Linked DNA regions of Homo sapiens: all the other regions are linked to region 3. A link is a loop called in an ENCODE intact Hi-C map of the cell type or tissue named here. Cell type or tissue: ascending aorta. All regions are shown on one strand.

What was found. Hi-C counts contacts between places; a loop is a spot of excess contacts. Peaks named below come from ENCODE experiments on the same cell type or tissue, not always from the same donor. Only the 100,000 strongest peaks of a DNase experiment are listed, where the experiment ranks them.
Region 1: it touches region 3 in a loop (2.7-fold over the local background); 2 of 110 quality-filtered maps call a loop at or near these places.
Region 2: a loop joins it to region 3, with 2.7 times the contacts of the local background. A loop is called at or near these places in 2 of 110 quality-filtered maps.

What each region holds. Positions count from the first base shown.
Region 1 is chr2:237,994,643-237,999,642 of GRCh38, forward strand. UBE2F (ubiquitin conjugating enzyme E2 F (putative)) reads left to right here. Exons shown (of 10, transcript NM_080678.3): 4 at 102-167. UBE2F-SCLY (UBE2F-SCLY readthrough (NMD candidate)) reads left to right here. Exons shown (of 19, transcript NR_037904.1): 4 at 102-167. Among named protein-coding and RNA genes, the nearest start is that of UBE2F, 30 kb to the left of the region's middle. In ascending aorta, no CTCF peak of the experiment used is centred here; a DNase peak (open chromatin) is centred at 1,899; H3K4me3 peaks cover 708 bases; H3K27ac peaks cover 4,456 bases.
Region 2 is chr2:238,237,978-238,242,977 of GRCh38, forward strand. It overlaps HES6 (hes family bHLH transcription factor 6), which reads right to left and starts at 2,061. Exons shown (of 4, transcript NM_018645.6): 1 at 1,848-2,061; 2 at 1,684-1,770; 3 at 1,510-1,591; 4 at 290-1,274. The coding sequence starts at 1,928. The coding sequence ends at 850. RefSeq lists enhancers at 492-1,060, 2,961-3,466, 3,467-3,972 and a silencer at 1,784-2,303. In ascending aorta, no CTCF peak of the experiment used is centred here; DNase peaks (open chromatin) are centred at 2,104, 2,945 and 4,874; H3K4me3 peaks cover 2,381 bases; H3K27ac peaks cover 3,071 bases.
Region 3 is chr2:237,920,939-237,925,938 of GRCh38, forward strand. LOC105373960 (a long non-coding RNA gene) reads right to left here. Exons shown (of 3, transcript XR_924046.3): 2 at 2,502-2,784; 3 at 1,948-2,119. Among named protein-coding and RNA genes, the nearest start is that of UBE2F-SCLY, 44 kb to the right of the region's middle. RefSeq lists a silencer at 2,785-2,994. In ascending aorta, a CTCF peak has its summit at 2,858; DNase peaks (open chromatin) are centred at 1,923 and 2,863; H3K4me3 peaks cover 1,011 bases; H3K27ac peaks cover 4,021 bases.

The DNA.
Region 1 (5,000 bases), 74 kb after region 3:
TCCCTGTAGCACCGCTAACTTTACACGTGTTCAAAGGTTAGCGTCAACATATGGACTGCTGCTCACTGCCAGACCTTCCTGATGTGCTGTTTCTTTTGCAGGTACATGTAAAGTGCATTTTCCTGATCCAAACAAGCTTCATTGTTTTCAGCTAACAGTAACCCCAGGTAATATTCTTACATAAGTATTAAAGTGATTTCAAACAGCGAATTATAAAGGCTGCCCAAACCTGTAATCTTTGCTTTGGTTTGTCCTCTAGCTTTTAAAAGATTAACACATTAATAACAATTTCATATGAAGATAAGATATATACTTCATAGTGAATGAAATAAAGCATATTAAAGTGAATTTGAGGCATTCAGTGTACACTCTCAATAATGATGTATAAATATAACTAAAGTTAATGACAGCTGAGGCAGTTGGTGTATAGTGAAGAGTGTGGGCTCTGAAGTCATAAGTGGGTTCCAATCCTTTTCCCTTACGTAGGAATAGTGTGACCTTGGTTAAGTTGCTTAACCTTTTAGCCACAGCCTGCCTATCTACAAAGTGGGATCAAATAGGACCTATCTCATAGGACAGTTGTGGGGATTAAACAGATAGTGTGGGTAAAGCACTTAAGCCCAGGGTCTGGCACACAGAAGCAGACAGAAGATTACCAGCTGTCCTCAGTAAGACGGATAAGTGTCTAATCCCTAAGCTGCCCCAGCATGGCAACATATTTCTTCTTGGTCAAAGTGACAGCAAGAGGAGGACTTGTATATTTTCTAGTTACAATGCAGCTCCAAGAGCTGCAGATTCCCACACTTCACAACCCACTGGTGTTTATGTTGGACAGTGGGTGGCAACCGGTCGATGCTGTTGTGGGGAATTAACAAGAGGGAAGGACGTTTGGTGGTGGAAATATAGGGTGTTATTTTATTTGGGGGATGGAAAGGTAGTGAGAAACTGAGAATTATTAGTCACTAGCTAATTAAAATGTGGAAAAGAATACAGGATTTTGGTAGGTGGCAATGAACCCACAAATAAGTCCCGGCCTTGTCTCTCTGTAGGTAGGATGGGCTTTTTCTGTGGAAGATGTTTGATAATAATAGCACAAGAAATCCTGGTTTCAAAATATCAAAATATGCTTGAAACCTTAAAAAAAATTCTATTTTATCTATGTGATGGTTCCACAAAGGGCTCTGGAAGTATAAATCAGTCTGATACTGATTCTTCTAAGATAAGGAGAGTACTTGGGTATAGGAGTTAATACTAGAACATCATCATTATGTATATATTTTTCTTTTCTTTCTTGTTTTTTCTATTAGCTGTACTTTATGCCAAATAGAACACCATCATTAGAAAGCAGAGTGTTCCACATGCCTGACATCTATAGATAAATGTAGTGAAGGGCTTTAAACTGTGAAATGATGAAAACTCTAACGATCCTTTGGCTGCCTTCCTAAAACACATTGCATATTGTGCTGTTTTTTACGAGAGGTATTGAGCACACTCTAATGCTTTCTTGGTGACTCAAGGTCACTGCTATGGACATCATTTACTATTCTGTTAAGTAATGTAGGGTATTCTCAGAAATCATTGTAGTGATTAAGATTGGTTCTCTGTTTACTAATTTCAGACTTGTGTGTTTATAGTAAAATATTTTCTTTCATCTGCCTTTCTAGGGCATTTTCAATGGCTATCAGGGATTCTGTGGCTCTGCCCATCCCAAGCATGGGCTTTGTGGTCCTTGGCCACTCAAAGATGTTTGTTGATTTTTCCAGGCTCTTTACTGTCATGTGATTGGGTTTCTGGCAAGTCTGGATAAATGTTTCTTCCCCGCCTCCCCTCCGCGTTTTTTTTTTTTTTTTGAGACCAAGTCTCACTCTGCCACCCAGGCTGGAGTGCAGTGACGCAATCTCGGGCTCACTGCAACCTTCGCCTTCCGGGTTCAAGTGATTCTCCTGCCTCAGCCTCCTGAGTAGCTGGGATTACAGGCATGCGCCACCATGCCCAGCTAATTTTTGTATTTTTAGTAGAGATGGGATTTCACTGTGTTGGCCAGGCTAGTCTCAAACTCCTAACCTCAGGTGATCTGCCAGCCTCGGCTTCCCAAAGTGCTGGGATTACAGGTGTGAGCCACTGCGCCCAGCCCCCCTTATTTTTTAACTGAAATTTTTTACTGAATCACTTTAATGTTGTGATTATTGTATATATGACAGCATCTTTGATGTTGGTCTTAGAATTGTCCTTGAAAATGGAGCATAATTGTTACAGTTTTTGTACTCACTGTTCTATCAGATTAAAAAGTAACCTGTGGCTGGGCCCGGTGGCTCATGCCTGTAATTCCCGCACTTTGGGAGGCCCAGGTGGGTGGATCACTTGAGGTCAGGAGTTCGAGACCAGCCAGGCCAACATAGTGAAACCTCGTTTCTACTAAACATACAAAAAAATTAGCCCGGTGTGGTGGTGGTGCGTGCCTGTAATCCCAGCTACTCAGGAGGCTGAGGCAGGAGAATTGCTTGAACCCAGGGGGTGGAGGTTGCAGTGAGCTGAGATTGGCCCAGTGCACTCCAGCCTGAGCGACAGAGCTGTCTCAAAAAAAATAAAAAAAATAAATAAAAAGTAACTTGTGTCTTGGTACCTGTAAATACTTAATGCCTGAATATTCATATTTTTAATAAGTGTACTTCAGGGACATTAACATTGAGCTGTGCACAGCATGCTTTTTAGATACTGTGTATATGCCCTTATTTTGTGATGTCTGTGAATTAGAAAGCTGTGGTGATGCCTGCCCTTTGATTATTAAGAGAAGTGTGGCCGAGATATGCCAACCGGAAAAACTTGCTTCATATCATGGTTTTTAAAAAAAATTTTAGAATCCTGCTCCTCTTCATATTGAAAACAAATTACAGTGATATGTCTAAGTTGTGAAGTTTTAACAATATATGAAATAAAATGATTTTGAAATGGACTCATTTGTAGCCAGTAATCCTGGAGCTAGGGCTGAAAACTCACTAATATCTATGATCTGGGGGTTAGAATGGTCAAGAGTGGAAGAATTGCGTCTGCATTTTCAGCTCACACCTCTTTATCTGGCTCCTGTTCACACTTGCTAACATTTTGATAGTTTTGTTTGCTTTTGGAGTGGTTGCTCATGCTTGGGAATAAATACACTCTTTAGAGAAAAACATGGAAATGTAATTTGGTGATGGGGAAAAGAAAGGGACCGAATTTAGAAAAAAAGCGTCCACATCATCTCGCAAAACAAGAAAAAGTAGTAATAAGTGAAATGAAACAAAACAAAAACGTAAAAGATAGCCTGAAATATCCCGTGGAGGCTTCTGTGAAGTTAGTGGGACAGTTTGAAAAACTGGACCTGTTCAGTGAGTGGCCTGGCTGACATGTTGATGAAGGTCACCTCAGCCTGCCCTGCTGTGATGGTGGTGATGGTTTTAGGCTGAAGGGAACATGGCTTTAAGTAACAATGACAATTTTTTAAATTTAAATTAAAAATTTTATAATCAGTTTTACTGAGGTATAAAATTATAAACAATAAAATGTACTAATTTGAAATGTATAGCTTACATTTGGAAAATGTATACACATATGTAACCATAACCCCAATAAAGATGAAAAACATTTCCATCATTCCCAAAGTTTCCTTCTGCCTCTTTGCAGCCAGTTCCTTGCCCCCTACACCACCATCCAAAATTCCTTTCTGATTTTTATTTCCATAAATTAGTTTTTCTTGTTCTTGAATTTTTTATATGTAAATGGAATCTTATATATGTACTCTTTGTCTCTGACTTCTTTCACTTAACATAGTTTTAAATTTACACATGTTGTGTGAATCAGTAGTTTATTCCCTTTTTATGGAATTTTAATGAATATGTCATAATTTATCTTCCTAGTGATAGACATTTGAGTAGTTTCTAGGTTTTGGCTAGTATCAATAAACCAAAAGCTATGAGGTTTGACTGCCGTGAGCTTTTTTTTTTTTTTTTACAAGCTTTTCGTGTTCATAGTTTTCCTTTCTCTTTAATTCTACCTAAGAGTGGAATTTTTGAGTCATAGGAAAGATAACATGTTTAACCTTTTAAGAAACTTTCCACTGTGGTTGTGCCATACCCTGACCAGCACTGTATGAGAAGTTTCCATTGTTCTACACATATATCAACATTTGGGTGTGAAATGGTATATCATTGGGGTTTTTATTTGCATTTCCCAGTGACAGATGATGTAGAGTATCTTTTCATGTATTTACGGGCCATTTATACATCGTCCTTTCTGAAGTGCCCCAGTCTTTTGCCCTAAAAAAACTTTTTATTTTGTGCTGTGGTCTGAATACAAGTCTTTTGTCAGATGCATGAGCTGCAGATATTTTCTCCCATTCTGTGACTTTTCTGCTCATTTTTAAAAATGCTGTCTTTTGTTGAGGAGGAATTTCTTTTATTTATTTATTTATTTTTTTTTTTTGAGACAGAGTCTCGCTCTGTCACCCAGGCTGGAGTGCAGTGGTGCAACTTCACCTCACTGAAATCTCTGCCTCCCAGATTCAGGCGATTCTCAGGCCTCAGCCTCTTTTACTTAACGTAATGTTTTTGAGTTTCATCCATTGTAGTTTTAGTAGAGACGGGGTTTTGCTGTGTTGGCCAGGATGGTCTCAAACTCTTGACCTCAAGTGATCCGCCCACCCTGGCCTCCCAAAGTGCTGAGATTACTGCCATGAGCCACCACATGTGGCTGAAGTTTTAATTTTTATGATGTGCAGTTTATCAGTTTTTTAATGGTTTGTGCCTTTTATGTCCTGTCCAGAAATTTTTGCTTACCTGAAACTTATAAATATATGCTCCTATGTTTTTTTCCTAGAAGCTTTAGGATGGTAGGTTTTATGTTAAGGTCCATCAGCCATCTTGAATTGATTTTTGTATGTGGAGTAAGACAGAGGTTGAGATTTACTTTATCTATCTAGATATCCAGCTGTTTCAATGAAAAGACTTTCCTTTCTTCATTGAATT
Region 2 (5,000 bases), 320 kb after region 3:
CTATTGCTGAGTTACCCTGGAGACAAGCCTCATGCAAACAAACTCCTTCTCCAGGACACACAATGCCCAAGAACAGGCTGGGTCTGAGGACCTGCCTAGCATGGGGGGCAGAAGCACTGCCTGCTGCAGAGACAGCCACGGAGTGCATCCCCACCACCATCACACTGCTCACTCTGCTGAGAAAGGGTGAGGTTTTAAAGGACATTCACCAGCCTCAGATGCAGGGGAAATGTGCTTAGTTTAGCATTTACATATCTTGACACAGTAATGACACATCACTCAACAATACTTCAAGGGTAACTAACTCCAAAATTCTTTATTTAGTAAAATTGTCACATTTGATGTCAATGGAATACACAAACTCAAGTGTGCTACAAACAAGATGTACAGAGCATCACAGCTCTGGGCAGTGCAGCTCAGTGCACCTGCCTCTCATCTCCCCGCTGAAGTGGCAAGTTCAAGCTTTTGTTTAGCCCAGGGCTGCCTGGAACACTAGTGCCCAGCACCATTTCTGCCACCTCTGCCCCCAGAGCCCGCACAGGGCTGGTGAAGCCTGGGTGGGTGAACCTGGGAGAGCGCTGGCAGCTCTACAAAATTCTTCCTCCTGCCCGTAGCTCCCTCCCTCCACCCACTCCAGAGCTGCAGGGTCCCTAAAAGTTTCTTAAGAAACGGGGCTGGGGCCTGACTGGGCTGGTTACCAGGGGCTGCCCTGCAAGCCATCCATCAGAGGAGGGAGGGAAGACCTGGGAGACTTCCAGGGCCCTACCCCACCACATCTGAACCCCTGGGAGGAGGGAGGAGATCCAGGGAGGGCCGGGCCCACCCCCGCAGGACTCTGGCTGGCATTGGTCACCAAGGCCTCCAGACACTCCGGGCAATTTGGGCTGTGGTCAGGCTGCCCAGGGCTGCGGGCACCAAGTCGGGCCCCTCAGCAGGAGCCTGACTCAGTTCAGCCTCAGGGGCCTCCTCCAGGTCGGAGCACAGGTCGTCCCCAGGACCCGGGGGGCTGGGTATTGGGGATCCCGGAGCGCCCCCCGCAGGCCAGCCACTCCGTCCAGGGGCTCTAGGTGGCCCCGCCAGGGCGTCCCCCAGCAGATCCTGGAAGCTGCTGCCCTCACGCAGCGGCATGGACTCGAGCAGATGGTTCAGGAGCTCGGCAGCGACGGTAGCGTCGATGGCCTGGCACGTGGACACGAACGTGTGCACCTCGTGCATGCACTGGATGTAGCCGGCAGCGAAGCGCTCGCTCGCTTCCGCCTGCAGCTGCTCGCGCTCTGGGCCCGAGGGTGGGAGGGAGAGAGCCGCGTCCCGCGCGGTGAGCGGCGACTGCGTGGCCCAGCCCACCCGGCCCGCGGGGACGCGGCTCACCCAGGAGACGCGGGGGCGCACCCTGCTCCGGTGGGAGCCCTCGCCGCCGACAGGACAGGGGCGCCGGGAGGGAAGTCCTCCGTCTGGCAGGGGTTACAGGCGCCCGCGGCCGGCGCCCCCGCCCGCCCCGCCGCCACTCACCGCGCGCCCGGCCCCGCAGCACACCCTGGACCCGCCGCACCGTCAGCTCCAGCACTTCGGCGTTCTCCAGCTTGGCCTGCACCTGCGCGGGCGGGAAGGGCGGTGAGCCGGCAGCGCGCTCCCGGACCCGCCCGCCCGCCCCGCAGCCCCACGGCGCCTGCCCGGCCGCCGCACCTCGGCGCCCGCCAGCAGCAGCCGCAGCTCCTGCAGGCTCTCGTTGATCCGCGCGCGCCGCTTCTTCTCCACCAGGGGCTTCCGGGCCTGCGGGGAGCGGGGCACTGAATCCCAGCCCCGCACGGCCTCCCGCCCGCTTGCTCGCCCATGGCCCCGGCCCGCACCTTGCGGTCCCCTCGCGTCTCCCAGCCGTCCTCATCCTCACGGCCCACACGGTCCCGGCCAGGCGCCGCGGGTGGCGCCATGCCCGCTCCGCCGGGGACGCGGCAGGGGCTAGGAGCAGCGGGGACGGGGAGCGGCGGGGACCGGAGTGCCGGCGCCCTCCGCTGCCCCGCGGCCGCCCAGCAGCAGCCCAGCCGTCCGCGCTCCTCGCGGCTTCCGGCCCGCCGCGGTCCCGCCCCTTTTATAGCCGCTTATTTGCATCTCAATGCGCCGATTGGCCGCGCGGGCCCGGGGCGGCCGACCGCGAGGCGCGCTGCAGCCAATCGGGGCAGCGCGCTTTGTCCGGCCCAGCGGCTCTGGCGGTCGGGCAGCTGGCTGAGCTAGGCGGGGCCCCCAGCCCGGCCTTCCCTAGACCCCCGCGGGGGCGGCACCGGGGCGGCGACCCCGGGTAGCTGCGGCCCTGCCCGCGCTTGTTTCTCTCCGTCTGCTGCTCTAGGACCACTGATCTGCCGCGCGTGCGAGCAGGCGTCCACCCGTCCGTCCGTCCGTCCGTCCACTCATTCATTCACCCATTAATTCATTCATTTCCCTCCTTCGCCGATGGCGCCTCCAGAGTTGAGCGCTGGGGCCACTGGCCCCAGGAGATGCGTCCCTGGTGTGCAGAGCCACAGTCAAGTCCGCGGTCTCTGGACCTAGAGGGGTTTCAGGTCCCGGCTGGGGTGGCTGCCAAGCCCCGGGGAGGCAGGGTCCATTGGGCAGCGGTGGCGGGGCGGCCCCTGAGTTTCTTCCGGACTCGTCCAGACGCCGGGCCGGACCCCCGACGCCGCCCTCCGCCAGCACTGGAGTCCTAGTGGGGCGGGGTCCCGGGTGCTCCCGCCCGCGCCGCTCTCCCCCTGGGCTCTGCGGGTCACCAGCCCCGCCCCCCTCTGAGCTCCCCCATCTCCCTCTAGTCCCCTTTGGCCCCCGGGGCCCCCTCCCTCCCTTCCACTGCCCCCCGCCCGCCTCCCTCCTCCCCTCCTCGTCCTCCGCGCCCCGCCTCCCAGGCCCGCCGAAGCTGCCGTCTGGTCCTGTAACTTGATGCCCGTGACAGTTGGCAGCTGCGGCCGCTTCGGCGGAGAAAAGCGAGAAAAGCGGCGGCCGCGCCAAGAGCGACAGGTGTTGGCCGCGCCTTTGTCTCGCACCCTTTGTCCGGCGGGCAGGCGGCGGGCGCTTGTCCCGGCCAGACGCCCGCGACTCCCCCATCGCGGCGGGCCGCCCATCTGCTGGGTTCCTCTTGGCCGCGGGCGGGGTGCGTGGGCGGTGGGGCCGCGCCCTCGGGCAGCGTCCTGGGGACCCCTGCCCGGCTCCTGCCCCGGCGTCAGTCCAGACGCTGTGTGGAGGAGCCGGAACGGGAGACGCCTTCTCGGACCCCAGCCGGCCGACTACCAGCCTGCCCCGCACAGCACCTGCCTTCCTCAGTCCCCACTACTCACCCGGGCTGGGATCGTCAGGGTCTGTTCTGAGCCCCTCCAGGCTATAAGCGTCCCTGGACAAGGGCACAGTCTGACCTAGGACCCCCTGTCCACCTCCCCGCACCCCCAGCAGAGCCTGGCCTCACAGAAGCGCTGGTAGGTAGGGAAGGTGAGGGGTGGCCCTGGCAGGATGGGCTGGAAGGCCGCGTGGGAGGGGAACATCACGGGACCGCAGCAGCTGAGCGGAGCGGCAGGACTAGGCTGCAGACCGACCGCCCCACTGCCCCTAGAGAGGTCTGACAGGCCTCCCATGGCCCCTTTACTTGCGCCTCTCCACCAGAGGGACCCCTGCAGGCTTCCTGCTGGGTGAGTTTGGTGAGAGGTTTGAAAGCTCCCAAAGTCACCTCACTGACCTCTGTAATTACCTGGGACCCCCTCCCGCTGGCTCCCAACTGTCCCTGCTCTGGCTCTTGGTTGCTCTATGAGCAGGGTCCTGAGACTTCCCCCAGCCCAGCATCACTCACCTGGGTGTGAAACTACCGCTTTACTTCACACACTCCCCACCTGCCCAGTAGTGGGGCTGGCAGGGTGGGGCTGGAGTGGTGGATCCCAAGGAAGTGGATTATTAGCCTGTGACTTTACTCTCCTTCACCACTTAGACATCACCCCAGGGAAGGAGAACCTCCACTCCCCCAAGTGGCTACAATGACATTTCCACTACTTCGAGAAACTGTGATAGGGAAAAATAAACTCACTGATATTTCCTGTACTCCCAAGTTTGCAAACTGATTTACACTCCTCTCATTATCCAAACGAACAAGGCCAAGTAGATGTTTTAGGATGCTCTCATCCTAAAACATCTGCTTTATGTTAGGCAATTTATATTGCAACAGGATGATCAGGGCCCCAAAAGAGGACTTTGGGTAAAGCCTGACTGAACACTTGATTGGATGGGGAACTGGATTTGAGGGGCAAGGAGGACATGATAAAGGCAAATGGTGCAAGCAAAAAAAAAGAAAGAAAAGCAACTAGGAACTCTAGGAAAAACAAAAAGCTTCCCAAGAAATGTAATCTTAGCACATTACTTGGCTCAGGAGACAATTTTCACAGTCACAACAATGTAACAGTGTTCATAGGGTTTTAACATTTAGAATTAATCTATACAGAAGGCAAGGAAGGATTGTTTATGGTTATGGGACATGATATAAAGTTGACCTTGTAAAAACAAAAGGACAGGTGATAGGAGTTATGAGAGAGGAGGCTAAAGGGAGGACTAGGGACCTCAAAAGCCTTGTCTGACAGTGGAGTGGGTGGAGGGTTGAGGAATGCTGTCTAGAGTTGAGGGAGGGAGAAATTAAGCACTGGGATATGCCTCGGTGTGACCAAGGATCCTACAGGGAAAAGAGCTTAAGTAGAGAAGGCTGTACATCAGCAAAATCCTTCTTGGTTGGACTGGAAGTTGCCCAAGGTCCCCTCTGCAAGGTCAGCTTCAATTCCCTTTAGCGGTGCACTGGCCAGCTGGCATGGCCTTTTTGTCCCAGAAGCCTGGCCTATCTTGAGGTCACCAAGCCCTCCCTCCCTCCTTCACAGCAGCCTCCCCTAGCCAACACTTCCTGCCATTTGTCCCTTGGGCCAGTCCTGCCTTCAAAGTTTGCCTGAGTATGGACTTCCTGAGCATTTGAGTCCTTTGATCCCCCTAGAGCC
Region 3 (5,000 bases):
GCCCTTCTGCACAGAAGGTCGGGTGAGTCAAAAGGAGAATAATCGGTGATCATAATGATAGGAAACGATCGAGTTTGGGGATTGTCTCCTCCTCCTCGGGCTCGGCTGAGGATAAAGCAGTGCAGTCGGAGTCTGCCCAAGCTGCTGCTATAACAGGCTGGGGACTTAAACAACAGAAGTGCGTTTCTCGCAGCTGTGGAGGCTGGAAGCCTGAGATCAAGGGGTCGGCAGGGTTGGTTCCTTCTGATGCCTCTCTTCTTGGCTTGTCATTTCCTCCCTGCCTCATATGGTCGTCTTTCTGTGCCTGCATCCTAATCTTTTTTTTTTCTTTTGAGACAGGGTCTCGCCCAGTCACCTAGGCTGGAGTGCAGTGGCGCAATCTCCGCTCGCTGCAGCCCCCACCTCCCGGGTTCAAGCAATTCTCCCACCTCAGCCTCCCAAGTAGCTGGGATTACAGGTGTGTGCCACCACGCTTGACTAATTTTTGTATTTTTAATAGAGATGGGGTTTCACCATGTTGGCCAGGCTGGTCTTGAACCCTTGACCTCAGGTGATCCACCCATATTGGCCTCCCAAAGTGCTGGGATTACAGGCATGAGCCACTGCACCTGGCCCTAATCTTCTCTTCTTATAAGGGCACAGTCACATTGGGTTAGGGCCCACCCAGTGACCTCATTTAACCTTAGTCACCTCTGTAAAGACCCTGGGTCCAAACCCAGTCACATTCTGAGGTACTGCTGGTTAGGACTTCAAGATGTGAAGTCACATTCTGAGGCAAGGACACAACTCAGCCAGGACAAGAGCCACTTCCCCAACCATAAAAGTGTCACCCAGGGCAGTGGGCTTTTCTACCTGACCCAACACAGCCAATTTAAGCTGGAATGGAATTAAAGTGTTGTAATTCACGTGAAAAGTCATGGAAAACGGCACTGCAGTAAGGCATTGGCTACGGAAACATCACAAGATTGAATAAAGACCTGCTTTGCATCAACGCACATCATGGCACGTTCTCATTGTGGGAAAATGTGGTTTAATGAGGGAGACACGGGGAGGGGCAGAAGACCTCAGGGAGATTCCAAAGAGGATTCCCAAGCAGGTGCATTCACGGGCATTGGTGAAAGGCAGCAGGGGCTTGTCATCCCGCTTCTGAAAAATGGGCAACTCTCCACTGATGCCTGTGTTCCCCCATGGGGGAGAGTGGGGGTGGAGAGGGCAGGACCGCCAAACCAGCCTGCCGGGGAAGGTGGGGGACAAGGGCAGGAGTGCAGCCTGGGCCTGCTTCCTGAGGCCAACAGATGCCACCCCTGCAATCCCAGCACTTTGGGAGGTCGAAGTGGGCAGATCGCCTGAGGCCAGGAGTTTGAGATCAGCCTGGGCAACACAGTGAGATCCTGTCCCTACTAAAAAAATTTTTTAAAATTGAGAGAGAGACAGATGTCTGCCGGCCAGCCTCACACAGCGGGCCAGGCCGGAGAAAGCAATGGAGGAACAGAAAGGCCCTGAGCCCCTATGAAGGGGCCCATCCCTGACCTCTGCTCTCCTAGTCTTCATCAGCCTGGAGGTTATGTCCATTTTGCAGTTAAGGAGATTGAGGCACAGGCAGGTGACAACACATGCCCAGTGTCCCTGAGCGCGGGTACTAGAGCCGGAATTGGAAGCCAGCTCTCCGACTCCAGGGCCCCCAGTTCGCTAATGAGTCTCTGCTGCCCTCAGCACAGGAGAGGGTACAACCATCAGGAGCTGGGATTGGAGGAGGGGAGGGCAAGGGAGGCTGTCTGCCTCCAGCCACGTGTGCACTCAGGTGACTCACACCTGAGTGTTTGCAACTCCGGGTACCATAAACCCAGTGGGCCACCCTCTGTGTGACTCATGCCCCCTCCTGCCCAAGTTCTCCCGGGGCCACCCCTGCCCTGGAGGAGTGCCCAACACAGCAGCTGTCATGGCCGATCTCCTGGGAAACCCACCTGGCAGAGCCCAGCCCAGGGAGCCCCACGGGATGCTCTGGTTCTCCTCAGCACTCTCTCTGGCCGATCAGGTTCAAGGACAGCTCTCAGTCTTACCCGGGAGAAGAAACTGGGGCACCTCCTGTTTTCTCCGCTCTGCGTCTCAGCAGGGTTTGCTGAAAGGAGAGCTGCGTCTGCAAGTCCTGCACCTGTTTTGTAAGCCTCACCTGTGCTTCCTGGGGATGGAGTCCTGCCCTGGCCCGCTGTTCCCCAGGAAGGCTGGCAAGCTCAGCCCCCCAGCCAGGACAAGTTGTGGGAAAACCCTGGGAACATAAGGCCACCCAGCTGAGTGAGGAATCTCTGTGTGTCCCCAGAGCACAGCTCAGTCCCCAGCCCATCACAAGCTGGCCCCACGGGCAGAGCACCCTCCCACAGCCCCACTGCCCCTGCTGTCACGTTCCTGCAGCCCTGCAGCCCACCCAAGACTGCCAGGGGACCCTCCTTTCCTCCCAGCCCCCTGATTTTTAATTAAAAAACAATGATTTCCCAAACTGGTACCAATAAGCAGTGAATTCCTGTTGACGAGTTTGGAGGGGACTTTCCTAGTTCATAGAGTCCACGGTTTTAAAAAGATCACTGCTGTCTAGTTTTCCGGTCCTGGCCCCGTGGAAGGTCACGCGCAGCTGAAAATAATTTTCTGGATCAGGAAACAGGCCAGACTGACGCGTGCCCAGGCGGTTCCCTTGCTGGCCGTGGAAGACATCTGGCGGACACCTGGCTGCAGAGGCTCGACTTGGAGTCCAGCTGGGGCTCAACTAGGCTCGCTGGAGGGCAGGGGACCCTGGAAAGAAAACAGGGGCGCAGCTTGCCCTGTGGACCCGGGGCTGCCCAGCGCGATGACACGGGACCGCACGGCCCGCAGGACCCCAGACGCCCGCTAGGGGCGCGCGCGAGCCAGGGGAGCCACGAGGGCCCTGCGGGGAGCGAGCCCGGCAGCCCCGCCCAGGACGCCATGAGTTCTCCTGCTCTTACTCCCCTCCCTTTTTTTCTATCTTTTGTTTTTCTTCTTTTCTTTTCTTTTCTTTTCTTTTCTTTTCTTTTCTTTTCTTTTCTTTTCTTTTCTTTTCTTTTCTTTTCTTTTCTCTCTCTTCTCCTTTTTTTCCCTTTCCTTTCCTTTTTCTCCTTTTCTTTTAAACAAAAAGCATAGTCACATGTACAGCACAGAACAGCCAAAGAACATCTAATGCCTAGCACGTGGTACTGAAAAAAACTATTCATTGGCGTCATTAATTGTAAATAAATGTGACATACACTTCATCAGCCAATCCTCTATTGTTAGACATGAAGCTTGTTACCAATTTCCCCCTATTTCTTGTCACCTTCTTTTATTATACAAGTACATTGTAGAAAACACAGGTAAAAAAGGCCGGGCGCGGTGGCTCACACTTGTAATCCCAGTACTTTGGGGGCCAAGGCGGGCAGATCGCGAGGTCAGGAGATCGAGACCAGACTGGCCAACACGGTGAAATCTCGTCTCTACTAAAAACACAAAAATTACCTGGGCATGGTGGCATGCGCCATGTAGCCTGTAATCCCAGCTACGCGGGAGGCTGAGGCAGGAGAATCGTTTGAACCCTGGAAGCCGAGGTTGCCGTGAGCCGAGATTGCGCCATTGCACTCCAGTGCAGACAGAGCGAAACTCGGTCTCAAAAAACAAAGCAAAAAGAATAAAAAGCAAATGCAGGTAAACAAACCGTCTTAATTCCAACCATTCAGATAATCTTTAACATACATTTTGGCATTAATTTATACTTAAGTACATAGATGATAGACAGATAGATGCTTGTATTAAAAAAAAAAAAGGGGGGGCTTGCTGGGCGCGGTGGCTACACCTGTAATCCCAGCACTCTGGGAGGCTGAAGTGGGCAGATCACTTGAGTTCAGGAGTTCGAGACCAACCTAGCCAATATGATGAAACCCCGTCTCTACTAAAAATGCAAAAATTAGCTGGGTCTGGTGGTGCATGCCTGTAGTCCCATCTACTCAGGAGGCTGAGGTGAGAGAATCGCTGGAACCCAGGAGGCAGAATTCGCAGTGAGCCAAGATTGTGACACTGCACTGCAGCCTGGGCAACAGAGGGAGACTCTGTTTCAAAAATAATAATAATTATTAATTAATTAATTAAAATGGCCTCATACTCTTTTGTAAATGGCTTTATCAATTTAAAAATTACTTTTTTTAGAAAATGACTACACATTTTTTATAAGCTCTGAAGGGCAGGGGTTTCATCTGTTTGTTTACATTTTTATTAATTACTTTTTTTTTGAGACAGAGTCTCACTCTGTCACCCTGGCTGGAGTGCAGTGGCACTATCTCGGCTCACTGCAACCTCCACCTCCCGGGTTCATGCAATTCTCCTGCCTCAGCCTCCCAAGTAGCTGGGATTATAGGCGCCTGCCACCACGCCCGGCTAACTTTCGTATTTTTAGTAGAGACAGGGTTTCACCTTCTTGGCCAGGCTGGTTTCCAACTCCTGACCTCAAGCGATCCGCCCGCCTTGGACTCCCAAAGTGCTGGGATTACAGGTGTGAGCCACTGTGCCTGGCCTGTTTTGTTTATTGCTATTTATAAATAACGCTCTGATGTGCACTTCCATAATACAAATGTTTAGAAATAGAATATTTGGGTCAAGGAGATCCCTAGGCTCTGCGTAGCTGTTGCCATATCCCTCGCGCATGTTTGCATCTCCCCGACACACCAGTATTGATGCAAGTTTCTGCTTACTCCAGTACTTTAGCCAGAACTTTAGCCAGAACTGGGTATTAACTTTAACAGCTGGATCAGGAAAAGATGCTCCCAACTGCAGTTTTCATTACACACATCTGATTACAGCAAGGCCAATGTTTTCCCCACGGGTGTGGTCATAGGAAGTCTTCTTTGGTGAATTACTGCACAGGCCTGTGGCCCATGTATAAGTTATGACACTCTTCATAACAGCAGTCTGCCCCCGCAAGTTTAGGAACTTATGCACAAAAGGCCCCTGTTTTCTTGAGTATT